Linked DNA regions of Homo sapiens: region 1 is linked to region 2. Evidence: chromatin contacts called from ENCODE Hi-C data. All regions are on one chromosome and are shown on one strand. The core of a region is the stretch at or near the end of the contact, and the rest is flanking DNA. Distances in the headings are between cores, read along the strand shown. Region 1 overlaps C12orf56 (chromosome 12 open reading frame 56). Region 2 holds the start of RXYLT1 (ribitol xylosyltransferase 1).

Region 1 (7,112 bases), core at 1,843-4,342, 610 kb before region 2:
GTGACACAGCTAGACTGTCTCTAAACAAACAAACAAAACACTTTAAAAGGGGCCAGGCATGGTGGCTCACGCCTGTAATCCCAGCACTTTGGGAGGCTGAGGCAGGTGGATCACCTGAGGTCAGGAGTTCGAGACCAGCCTGGGCCAATGCGCCACTGGGTGTGGTGGCGCATGCCTGTTATCTCAGCTGCTCAGGAGGCTGAGGCAGGAGGATCACTTGAGCCAGGGAGACAGAGGTTGCAGTGAGCTGAGATGGCGCCGTTGCACTCCAGACTGGGCAACAGGAGCAAAACTCTGTCTCAAAAACAAAAAACTTTGAACGCTCAGCTTTTTCTATTGTCTCCAGTGTAAACATTTATTGTTTTGACACAAAAGTAATGATTTTAGGATATTGTTACTCTCCTCCAAAAGAGACATTTATTTATGTCAATAGTGTTATATATCTCTTGTTTTTTTGTTTTGTTTTGTTTTGTTTGGAGACAGGGCCTTGCTCTGTTGCCCAGGCTGGAGTGCAGTGGCCCGATCTCAGTTCACTGCAACCTCTGCCTCCCTGGCTCAAGTGATTCTCCCACCTCACCCTTCTGAGTAGCTGGGACTACAGGCACGTGCCACCATGCCTGGCTAGTTTTCGTATTTTTTGTAGAGACAGGGTTTTGCCATGTTGCCCAGGCTGCTGGGCTTAAACGATCCACCCACCTTGGCCTCCCAAAGTGTTGGCATTACATTACAAGCATGAGCCACTGTGCCTGGCTTGTTTTTTTGTTTTGTTTTTTTTTACCTGTGAGAATCTAAAAAGTACTGTAAAGCTCCTTTGGCCCTGAGCCAAGAATCCTACAAAAAAGGATACCAATTTATTTATTCATGCTTTCTGGACAAGGTTTACCTTTCAGGCATAAAGAATGTGTAATGGCTATAAATGTACTGAACAAATCTAAGTTTTCAACATTGTTGGTAGCTTGAATGTCCATCTTGCACAATATAGTTCAACTTTGGAAGTTGCGATAGGCAGAATAATTAAGCCCCAAAGATAAGCACACGCTAAATCCCTGGAACCTGTGAATATGTTACATGGAAAAGGAGAATTAAGGTTGCAGATGGAATTAAAGTTGCTAATCATTTGTCCTTGAAATAGGGAAATTAATCTGGAGTATCTGGGTGGGCTCAATGTGAACACATCTTTTTTTTTTTTTTTTTTTTTTTTTTTTTTTTTGAGATAGAGTCTCGCTCTGTTACCCAGGCTGGAGTGCAGTGGTGCAATCTTGGCTTGCTGAACCTCTGCCTCCTGGGTTCAAGCAATTCTCCCACCTCAGCCTCCTAAGTAGCTGGGACTACAGGCACGCACCACCATGCCCGGCTAATTTTTGTAGTTTTAGTAGAGACAGGGTGTCGCCATGTTGGTCAGGCTGGTCTCAAACTCCTGACCACCTGGCCTCTTACACTTTTAAAGATGTGTTTATGGCTGGGCGCAGTGGGTCACACCTGTAATCCCAGCACTTTGAGAGGCCCAGGCGGGCAGATCACCTGAGGTCAGGAGTTTGAGATCAGCCTGGCCAACGTGGTGAAGACCCATCTCTACTAAAAATATAAAAATTGGCCAGGTACGGTGGCTCACTCCTGTAATCCCAGCACTTTGGGAAGCCGAGATGGGCGGATCACCTGAGGTTGGGAGTTTGAGACCAGCCTGACCAACATGGAGACACCCCGTCTCTACTAAAAATACAAAATCAGCCAAGCGTGGTGGCACATGCCTATAACGCCAGCTACTTGGGAGGCTGAGGCAGGAGAATAGCTTGAACCCGGGAGGCGGAGGTTGCGGTGAGCCAAGATTGCGCCATTGCACTCCAGCCTGTGCAACAAGAGTGGAACTCCGTCTCAAAAAAAAAAAAAAATATATATATATATAAAAATTAGCCAGCAGTGGTAGCACACACCTGTAAGCCCAGCTACTCAGGAGGCTGAGGTGGGAGAATCGCTTGAACCCGGGAGGCGGAAGTTGCAGTGAGCCAAGATTGCGCCATTGCACTCCAGCCTGGGCAACAGAGTGAGACTCTGTCTCAAAAAAATAAAAATTAAAAATTACAAAAAAGGTGGAAGAGAGGGGCAGAAGAAGAGTCGGTGGCCAACTGATGCAGCATGAGAAAGACTCGACTAGTCATTGCTAGTTTTGAAGGTGGAAGAAGGCCTTAGCCAAGGAATGTAGGGGGCCTGGAGAAGCTAGAAAAGGCAAGGAAATGGATTTTCCCCTAAAGCTTCCAGAAGGTCCTGCCAACACATTAATTTAATTTATTTATAGAGATGGGGTCTTGCCATGTTTCCCAGGCTGGTCTCAAACTCCTGTCCTCAAATGATCCTCCCACCTCGGGAGGATTCTAAAGTTGTAACTGCCCAATGGATTCACCTTGCCTGCTGCCTAGACAGAGCCAGTTTATCAAGACAGGGGAATCACAATAGAGAAAGAGTAATTTATGCAGAGCAGGCTGTGCAGGAGACTGGAGTTTTATTATTACTCAGATCAGGCTCCCCGAGCATTCAGGGATCAGAGTTTTTAAGGACAACTTGTAGGTGGGGGGAAGCCAGGGAGTCAGGAGTGGTGACTGGTTAGGCAGGAGATGAAATCATAGGGTATGGAAGCTGTCCTCTTGTACTGAGTCAGTTCCTGGGTGGGGGCCACAAGATCAGATGAGCCAGTTAATCGATCTGGGTGGTGCCAGCTGATTCATCAGGTTCAGGATCTGCAAAATATCTCAAGCACTGATCTTAGGAACAAATAAAGTCCTTTATGCCTCTGAGCCCCAGCTCTCCTTGTTCCATGTTAGGCCAGATTAACTCTAGTTCCTGACATATGTCACATTTATCTCAGGGGAAAAAAAGCCCTTACAAATAATACAGATAAAATTCTATTCCCTTCACAAAGGAAAAAAAATTAAAGGTAACAGCAACAAAATTTAGACAGTTAGACCAGAGTCTACACATGTTTGTTTTGAAGAAGGGTACAAGTGAGATTTCCCTTCCAGCAAAAATGAGCTTAAAGTGCACTTCACGATCTCAGTATGTGTTTGATGTGGTTCATTTTCTCAAAGAAAGGGTTTCCAAGTTACTTGGGCGGATATTTTATAAAAGGCTGACATTTCCTTAAAAGTTACTTTTGAAAGAGTTCTCTAGAGTTCTGCTCTTGGGTGCATCAAAATACCACTTAAGCCCTTCTAAGGTTAGACACTTTTTTTTTTTTTTTTTGAGCAGGAGTCTCGCTCTGTTGCCCAGGCTGGAGTGCGGTGGCAAGACCTGGGCTCACTGCAACTTCCACCTCCTGAGTTCAAGTGATTCTCTTGCCTCAGCCTCTCGGGTAGCTGGGATTACAGGCTCGCACCACCACACCCGGTTAATTTTTGTGTTTTTAGTAGAGACGGGGTTTCACCATGTTGGCCAGGCCAGTCTCGAAATCCTAACCTGAGGCGATCTGCCCACCTCGGCCTCCCAAAGTGCTGGGATTACAGGCATGAGCCACCGTGCCCAGCTGGTTACATTTTTAAGTGTGAGAACAAATACGCAGAGCAGTCTATGAATTTCCTACAGATCACTGTCCTTCAAATCCATCTCATCACCTACGGGAAAGAAAATCTGTCAACTCCAGCAGCCCTTGCCTCTCTTTCTCCTAGTCCTTTCACCCCTTTTGTGAATATCTGCTCTCTAGGTATCCTGGGCTCCATGAGGCCTCTTGAACTAGAACAAATGCACCTTTTACAGCCTGGCCTGCTTGCTTGCCATGAACAGTTTGTCCTCCTTCAAGGTGGTTGAAATAATCACATTTTTAATCACTAGTTTTATCCTTGGTGACATTATTGAACACCTACTACTTGCTATGCAGTCTAAAAAAGAATAATACATTCCTTTTCTAAAGGAGACAGTCACTGGAACATAATAGTTCAAAACAGTAGAATTTCCAATAGAGGTATTCCTAGGATGCTATGATACCACAAAATACTGTCTTCTGATTTTGCATGGAAAGAGGAAGGGGAGGTAAACAGAATAGATTAAGGAGGTGGAATAGCGTAAGTACCTAAGATCACAGGCTTTGAAGTCAGATTGCTTGTCTTCAAATCCGAGTCCTGCCACAACCTTAAAAAAAACTGCTTAGCTTCTCTCTGCCTCAGTTCCTTCATCTATGAAATGGAGAAAATAATAAGAACTACCTCTTAAGGTTGTTATGAAGATCAGTTGAGATCATTCATGTGATACATTTAGCACAGTGAATAGGTCAGAACAAGCAATCAATGCTAGTTGTTATTACTTTGCAGAAATATGAAGGACTCTTGAAGGATGAATGCTATTTTTCCAGGCATGCATTGTGAACCTATGTCTATTACAGCAGTTAGCTCACAGCCTTATACTTAGCTGGATTCATTTTTGTCTCCACACAATATCTTAGTCATCTTTGTAAACCAGGCCTGGCAAATATCAGTTCAATGTGTACTGGTTGAATGGGTAAACGTATAACAAAGGACAAAGCTCATATTTGGTTGATTTATAGTTGTGGACTTCTTTTTTTAATCATTTTTTTTTTACATTGTATCAGCACATTTACCTATATTATGAAGGGGGGAAGGGAAATATTGGGCCCAGCGTGGTGGCTCATGCCTGTAATCCCAGCACTTGGGGAGGCTGAGGTGGGCGGATCATGAGGTCAGGAGTTTAAGACCAGCCTGGCCAACATGGTGAAACCCCGTTTCTATGACAAATACAAAAATTAGCTGGATGTGGTGGCACGCGTCTGTAGTCCCAGCTACTCGGAGGGCTGAGACAGGAGAATTGCTTGAACCCGGGAGGTGGAGGTTGCAGTGAGCCAAGATCGCGCCACTGCACTCCAGCCTGGGCAACAAACAAGACTCTGTCTCAAAAAAAAATTGGTTCTCTCATTTGTAATCAGGAAAATCCAATTAAACAAAAGAGGTACTATTTGGTTTTTCTTGGTTTTTTTTTTTTTGAGACTTTGTTGCCCAGGCTGGATTGCACTGGTGACACCTCTGCTCACTGCAACCTAGACCTCCCAGGCTCAAGTGATCCTCCCACCTCAGCCTCCTTAGTAGCTGGGATTACAGGCACACTCCACCATGCTCGGCTATTTTTTGTAATTTTTGTAGAGACAGAGTTTTGCTATGTTTCCCAGGCTGGTCTCAAACTCCTGGACTCCAGTGATCTGCCTGCCTCAGCCTCCCAAAGTGCTGGGATTACAGGTGTGAGCCACTGCGCCCGGCCAGAGATCAAAGTTTCAAAGTTTAACTATAAACTAGGCTCCTCCCAAAATTAGTTTCATGGATGCCCAGGAATGAACAAGGATTGCTTGGAAGTTAGAAGCCAGATGGAGTTGGTTAGGTCGGATCTCTTTCACTCTTTCAGTTATAATTTTTTTTTTTTTTTTTGAAACGGAGTCTCACTCTGTCACCCAGGCTGGAGTGCAGTGGCACGGTCTTGGCTAACTGCACTCCGCCTCCCGGGTTCACACCATTCGCCTGCCCCAGCCTCCTGAGTAGCTAGGACTACAGGCACCCGCCACCATGCCCAGCTAATTTTTGTATTTTTAGTAGAGATGGGGTTTCACCATGTTAGCCAGGATGGTTTCGATCTCCTGACCTTGTGATCCACCCACCTCGGCCTCCTGAAGTGCTGGGATTACAGGTGTGAGCCACCGTGCCCAGCCATCAGTTATAATTTTATAAGGGCAGTTTTACTTATAGAGTTGTTGGCTTAAACTGATTAATAAATTAAATATACTTAAAAGAGTGCTTAGAACATGGTAAGAACTATATATGCATTAGTTATTATTAATAACCTTTATTCACATATATTAAGTCTATTAAGGCACACTATGAATCTGTAAGATTGATATCGTCCCTTTTTCAAATTAGGTCACCTGGCTTTAGGAAATTTAGCAAATTTGGAAAGAAAATAATTGTTTTTTTGAGTACTGATTATGTATTAGGTGTTTTAAAATGTCATCTCATTTATTCTTTTTTTTTTTTTTTTTTTTGAGACAAGAGTCTCGTTCTGTGGCCCAGGCTGGAGTGCAGTGGTGCAATCTCGGCTCACTATAAACTCCGCCTCCTGGTTCAAGCGATTCTTGTGCCTCAGCCTCCCAAGTAGCTGAGGTTACAGGGGCACACCACCATGCCTGGCTAATTTTTGTATTTTTTAGTAGAGATGGGGTTTCACCATGTTGGCCAGGCTGGTCTTGAACTCCTGACCTCAGGTGATCCACCCACCTTGACCTCCCAAAGTGCTGGGATTACAGGCGTGAGCCACCGCGCCCTGCTGAGTTTATTCTTCCTAAAAATTCTGCCTGGTAGGTATATCAAGTTCAATGTGTTCAAAAACACAATTGCTCATTTCCACCCCCAAATCCATTCCTCCTTGGTTTTCCCTATTTTACCAAATGACGTCATCTTCCATCATCCTTGATTCAGTCTTTAACTTGCCAGATCCAACTCGTCAGTTGGTTCTTTTGACTTGTTTTCCAAAATATATTCATGAACTTTCTGACCCTATTTTCTGTTGCCCCCTGTCCAGTTTCTTAACTAGACTTTTGAAATTGCCTCCAAACTCATTCCTTCCCATATAGCAGTTGGTGGAACTACCATTGCAAAATTATAACTGAGACAGTGAAAGAGATCTGACCTAACCGACTCCATTTTGCTTCTAACCTCCAAGCTATCCTAGTTCATTTCTGGGCATAGGCTGAACTAACTTTTGGAGGAACTTAGTTTATAGTTTATAGTTTAAAACAAAGATAATAACAGCCCTTTCCCAAAACAAACATGCTTCTTGCCTAAGAACTAGACTGCCATTGTAGGACTAACAAATTAGCCACAAGATTAGAAATTATGGTTTAGGAGACATGCAGCTGGAGGCTACAAGATTCTGACTCTCCTCAAATTGCTCCAGGAGATAACATCACTACTGTAAAATCTAAGATCAGTGCTTGAGATATTTTGCAGACTCTGCACTTGATGAATTGGCTGGCACCACGCAGACAGGATAAACTGAGTTGTCTGATCTTATTGCCCCCACCCAGGAACTGACTCAGGGTAAAAGAACAGCTTTGGCTCCCTATGATTTCA
Region 2 (6,673 bases), core at 2,051-4,550:
GATTACGGGCGTGAGACGCCATGCCTAGAATATGCGTATTAAAGAAATTGCTGGTGAGGGCTCAGAAGAAAATCAGGAATGTGTTATTAGAAACTGGAAGGATGAGGATCCTTGTTATATAACAGTAAAAAGCTTAGTTGGATTGTATCCTGCAGTTACATGGAAAGCAGAACTTGTGATAAACTTTAATAATTAGCTGGAGGGTTCCAAGCAAAGTGAAAGGTGTGGACTGGTTTCTTGGTGATTAGTGAAATATAAGAAAAAAGAGATAGAAGGAAAAACTGTTAAGCAAAAGGGAACCAGAATTTGATGATTTGGGAAATTCTCGGACCATTAAGATTGCAAAAGATGTGAAAAATTAGATTTGCTGCCTGAAAAGGGTGTTCCAGAAACAAGACCAAGGATGTGGCTGCACAACCTTTTGCTAGTGCCTCAGAAGGATCAGAAGATCTGAATATTCATTCACACAAAGGGCTCTTTGAAGAGATTATACATGTGACTTACAGGTCTCCTCAGCCATCTCAGCAGAAGCCAGAAATGGAGATGGGATTACTCAGAAAAGATCTGCAGAGGAGCTTCCCATCTAATGGAGTGAATCCTGTGACATACACAGAGGGCCCACAAGGTTCTTCAGAATGTTTTATGAGCAGAAACGCTGCCAGCTTGGACTAAAAAAGACAGCAAGAGGTCACAATGAAAGAAGGCTGATGGGCTCTGAAAATTTTACCAGCTGTCAACAGGCTGATAAAATTACGAAGCTGCAAACTTGTGCTACTTTTTATGAAAAAGGAAAAGATGACTTCAAGAGTGTGGCTGAGATGCCAGAGGGCAAAGCTGTACAACCTATAGATTATTCCTAGGCCTGCAATATCATCTAATGGAGCTGGCCATTTAGATGAAATTTAGATTTCAAAATTGCTTGGACCAGTGACACTTTTTTACTTCAATTTTTCTCCCCTTTTGAATGGGAATTTCTATAACGGTATTTTATAACTGTGTCTAGAGAATAGGCTGATCAAAGTAGCATTTTTCCTGCTAGCAGAGGTGTTAAAAAAAAAAGGTAGCATTTGATGAAATTCACTTGGCCACTTTGCACTTATCAGATTGAAAAGAGAGAAGTCTGGAAATGAAAATCTGAGATTTAAAAGAAGAAATCAATATTAGAGACTTTATTTAAAAAATAATGGCTAGAACTTGATGATTGAAGGCCTGGTTTCAGGTACTTGAAATTTAGAGGTTGGTAGTAATCTTCTAGGATATATACTTGTATGTAAGTATGAACGAATTTATGAAATACCATGAGCAGAGCACTATGCTCTGTACATTTTCCTCTCATCTGGTACTTTCTATCCATATGCCTTATTGTACATAAACCCAACTCATGTTCAAAGGCCACATAAAGCGCTTTCTAAGTCACTAAATTCTTTGTGACTCTTTAAACCCTCAGGGCCCCATTCTCTAATTGAGCATAATATATATCTTAGAACACTACACTCTCATGATATTCACAGCAAAAATGCTTCTGTGGTCAATCAAGTTTAATCAACTACATACTATAATATATTCCTTCGCTGATACAATGAACATTGTCATATTAAAGGCTCTTGAGAAAGGCCTGCAATGAAGAACCTTGTTTAACTTTGTACTCTTCAGTGTTTCCCAAATGTGTTTGGCCATCAAGGGCAGGGGCCACATCTTATACTTGTGTATCAAGTGTCCAAAAAATACACAGATTCATGAAAATTCAGTTGACATATGCATTGCAATCTAATGACACTATACAGCCTACTCAATGTATCAATAAATGAAGCTGTGCTCTGCTAAAGACCAACAGTGGAATATGTATGTGTGTACATTTACAAACAGATGTTGTCTAATTGGAAGGAGAAAGGAATTATTGACAAAAAGCGAAAAAATATATCATGATGCCTTAATTAACAAATTATGAAATAAATTATATTAAAATGAATTTCATATCAATAAAATACATTTTATAATGCTTTTTACATGTCTTCCTTCTACGTATTAACTTACCAATGGCAGCTTTGCCCCAGATTTGTACACTGAGATCTGTTTTTCCTTTCGTGGATTTATCTAATATTTGAAGGCTAGTTTTAAATCTGTGTTGTTGCTCATTTTTTTCATCTCCTTCCCAAGGATTCCATTCTTCACTTTCCAAAGTGGACTGTTCTGTTTTAAAAAGAGTAAGTGTTTACCAGTAAGGTATTATTGCAGTTGTAGGTAAATTCAAATCATTTAAATTAAGTGTTAGTTCTAATTTCATCCTAACTTTAATTTCTGAGAGGTACAGCAACTGAATTTAAACTGGTAATACACAATGAAAACAAAAAAGAAAATCAGCAATTTTTTTACTGAACTTTTTTTACTCTGAAAAGTCTTAGAAATAAAATGCTACCTTGAGACAGGAAAATTCTCTTCCCCAACACAAAACCTTTAAAAATAACAGGATAATATGTATCAAGTTACAAGCTTAACTTTTGCAATTATTTTTATCCATTGTATACAGGTAACCTATGCACAAAAAACTGACTTCAGAGTGTAGTGTTCACCAGTCTTAGATACTATCGTGCAAAATTCTGAATAAAGGGAAAGAGAAAGCCGAGTCTGATCTTAACACAAGTTAAAACACAGGACAGGGGACCAGAATTTGGAGGTAAAGTCTGCCTTATGGTCACTGCAGGATTAGAGAGGGCTTTGTTTCAACATGGAAACGGATGTCTTAAACCTTGCGGCGATTTTGAGGCCTTCCAGGAGCATTCCCGCAAATCTCTGGCATTTGAGACGACGTCTTGGATTTTAACACGTGTTTGAAAGGCGTGCGCGCCTGTCACCCCCTGGGATCGGGAGCGGGGACGGCGTGTGAGATCTGGGTAAGAATGAGGACCATTCTCCAATTCCGAGCCAAGGGCTGGCTCGAGAGGCTGTAGGGGGCAAAGCGCTTCTCAGGCCCTGCGGGTAATCCCGGACTTGAGAGCCGGGTGCGGGGACCCGGCCCCAGCCGCCCAGCAGCCCCAGCCAGGAGCGCAGAGCCGGAAGGAAGCCGCCGACCCAGTCCTACCTCGGCCGCGTCTCTCCCGCGCGGGGGCCGCCCCCTTCCTGAGGCCCCGCGGGGACCCGGCCGGCGCCTGGCGGCGGCGCCCGAAGAAGACGTGGTAGGCAGCGTAGAGGGAGAATAGGCAGTACAGGGCGATAAGAAACGAGCAGAGCCGCTTCCGCGTCAGCCGCATCCCACTCGGGCTTCCAGTCAGGCATCCACCGCCATGGAGCGGGCGGAAAGAGAATCCGCGACACCGGCGGCGTCCGAGGCAGGCCCAGCCCGTTTCCAGGCAGTCCCCAGCCAAGGCTCCTCCGCCCAGCGCCCGGTACAGCCCCGCCCCGGACACGCCCACCGCCCGCCTCCCGCCCAGGCCCCGCCCCCTCCAGTCGCGGCTCATCCACCCGGCCGAGGGCCTGCCCACCTTCGACACTGGAGGAGGGGGTACTGGAGCGGCCCCTACCCCACGCTGCTTCCAGACGCCGGGCTGAGTGGGAACCTCTCTGACCTCTGCCGTGTACTCATTGCACCTTTCAACCCTGGCCACTTTTCCCAAGTACATAAAGACTCGGGGGAAAAAGAACACCCGCGGTGGTCCATGAAGGCCATGTGAAGGCATGGACTGTGACGTTTTTTGCTCTGCATGGAATCCCTAGCGCCTAGGACAGTGCCTACTACGTTGATAGATGAGTGAATATAAACGTCCTTTAAAAAAATTAAGTGATGATGGTCGCTTAACATTGTGAATGTAATTAATACCACTCACTTGTATGCATAGAAATAGTTAAACTGTCGAATTCATGTTTTATATACCTTACTGCAATAAAAACATTTTTAAAGTTAAGTTTCATTATTATGTGAGTTGAACGCACATAGGCATGCAGTATTTTGTCAAATAGAGGCTGTAAATGTGAATGCTTCAGAAAACTTTGTATCCAGCCTTGGGAAGATGGGCTACAATGTTTTGTCAGTTGCTCTGGTACTACTGTTCAAATTACCCAGCAGTCTTGCGACGGTATGTCTGCTAATTAGGGTGACCAATGGTCCCAGTTTGCCCAGGACTGTAAGGATTCTCCAGTTGGAGGATTTTTAGTGCTAAAATTGAGAAAGTCCTAGGAAATCAGTAAAATTGGTCACTCTAGCACCGACCCTAAACTATTAGGTCAAACACTTTACCCAATCCCCCAAACAGTTCCCTGCCTCAAAAGACCTGTTTTAAACCATTTTTGCTCAGACTCCCCAAATCCTATAAATATCACCCCCAACCTTCTCCTTCTGAGACTGCCAAGCTTCTGTCAAAGTGTGGCCTCCCTTACTGTAGTAGATTTAATAAATTTAGCTTTCCTTGATTAACAGGCTATTCTGGTGTCTTAGGGAGATGGCAGTTGTTTTATGTATGCTGTATTGTTGTTTATCCTATTTTGTTTGTTTGTGGAAATGACAATTATTTAAGGATAGGAAGTAATTACCTTATAATTACCACAAAACACCCACTGTATCAATGTACATTCAGATGCTACTGACTAATGGTTTTACTATTGAGAAATGCATACAAGGTAAAACTAATATGCAGTTGATGTCATCTTGAATAGGGGAGAGGGCCATGAAAATGAAGGAGTTGTTTTACCTCAAACTGCAAATGACTGCATAATTTGATGATAAGCTTTTAAAAATGTATTTAGGTTACAAAGGAATCTTCTAATTGATCTAAGTCTGGCAGAGTTCATTTTCCTTTCTCTTGGTGTTTAATGGTTGAGCTACAGCTGGGAGCTACTTTCTGTATATGCTCTCATCTCTTCAGGTGGATGGAAAGAGAGGGAAAGAGATGTGGTGGGGAATGCAGCAGTGTGGAGGGGGAGACAAGGTTAAATATCCTCTGGGGGTTGAAGCTCCGCATATAGGGAACCAGACCTGAGAAGGAAAGATGTGGGAGGAAGAATAGAAATAAAGGAATATGAGATGAATTAAACTAAAGCAGGGCTAAAATCTTTACTTGGTGAAATTTTCTACTCTGTCTGCAAAGGGAAGAACTATTAATCAACAAGATATTGAGAAAATAGCCCTAATGTCCTAATGCCTTCTTCTAGTTGACTGTGAAATAGTACACGCTTATTCTTAGAAGTCCCCAGTACAAATTTCTTGTGATACCTGGTCAAAATTCTCTTCTTAGTTTATCAAGTTTCCAGTAATACTCAAGAAGTGTGTTAACTACTTTGAGAGATTTTTCACAGCTTGGCCAAGCTTCTGTGTCAAACCCTTTGCAAGATACTTCTAGCAGGGCTTGGCCATGTAAGTTATAAACTATAGCTATTTCAAATTTGTAAGAATCAGTCCTAAGAAGATACATTTTTCTTTTTCATGTGAGTACAATGCTCACAAAAATAAGTAATAAAACTCTACAGAAATATATTGGCATTGGGAAATAGTAAGCAAATTATAACGCCTTCTTTAAACAATCAATCAAACAACATACTAATAACCAACCAAACAGAAACTAGGATGAAGGTTAAAGACAGAACAACTCTGAGGTGAAATTGAAGCAGATGAGCAGAAACAGATTCTGTGCAAACATCACTTCCTCTGTAAATCTTTCCCTCTCCTATTTCCCCTTCCCCACACCCTCTAAACCCTATGCACAGTTTCATCATTGGTGTAACATTTCATCACCAATTTTGTTTATGTATTCCATATGATCCACCAGCCTTAACTAGTGTGATAGTTGTCTATGGACTCTGTTCTACTAAAAGCCCTTATGAGTGGGTGCCACCATGGTGATAGTCTCAGAGAGTGATTCAAGACAGCTTGAACCCATGTGACTCCATCTCTCATTTACCACTGACTTCATTTGCATATGCTGTTTTTCTAATGATATTATTATCATCAACTTGGGGTAGGAGGCTACTGAAAGGCCCCAGGAGTGATATAAATGCATTTCAACCTCTTAAAAATTAAAAAAAAATTTTGTGAGTACATCGTAGGTGTATATATTTATGGGTTACATGAGATTATTTTGATATAGGCATGCAATGTGTAATAATCCCATCAGAGTAAATAGAGCATACATCCACTGAAGCATTCATCCTTCGTGTTACAAACAATGCAATTATACTCTTTTAGTTATTTTAAAATGTACAATTAAATTATTTTTGACTATAGTCACCCTGTTGTGCTAGCAAAGACTAGGTCTTATTCATTCTTTCTTACTGTTTTTTGTCTGCATTAACCATCCCCACTCTCCTCCCCCACCTGCCCCCACTACTCTTCACAGCTTTTAGTAGCCATCCTTCTACTTTCTATCTCCATGAGTTCAATTGTTTTATTTATTTATTTTTTAAAGTAGAGACAGGCTCTCATTATGTTGCCCAGGTGGGTCTTGAGATCCTGGGCTCAACTGATCAGCTTGCCTTGGCCTTTCAAAGTGCTGGGATTACAGGCGTGAGCCACTGTGCCTGGTCTCAATTGCTTTAATTTGCAGCTCCCACAAATAAGTGAGAACATGCAAAGTTGGTCTTTCTGTACTTGGCTTACTTTACTTAACATAATGACCTTCATTTTCATCCATGTTGTTGCAAAATGCAAGCTCTCATTCTTTTTTTATGGCTGGATAGCACTCTGTGG

The links. Hi-C counts contacts between places; a loop is a spot of excess contacts on that map. Pooled maps may share reads with other maps.
Region 1: a pooled map shows a loop between it and region 2 (6-fold over the local background). The contact joins the enhancer-like site here to the promoter of RXYLT1 in region 2. A Hi-C loop is called at or near these places in 4 of 50 pooled maps.

The regions. Positions count from the first base shown.
Region 1 is chr12:64,381,176-64,388,287 of GRCh38, reverse strand. The region is part of intron 1 of C12orf56 (chromosome 12 open reading frame 56); the gene reads left to right. Among named protein-coding and RNA genes, the nearest start is that of C12orf56, 6.0 kb to the left of the region's middle. Within about 2 kb of position 3,092, at least 2 of the 41 ENCODE cell types and tissues checked have a DNase peak (open chromatin) inside an H3K27ac peak, as active enhancers do.
Region 2 is chr12:63,776,536-63,783,208 of GRCh38, reverse strand. RXYLT1 (ribitol xylosyltransferase 1) reads right to left here and starts at 3,300. Exons shown (of 6, transcript NM_014254.3): 1 at 3,080-3,300; 2 at 2,035-2,190. The coding sequence starts at 3,248. RefSeq lists silencers at 2,932-3,231, 2,960-3,235, 3,252-3,481.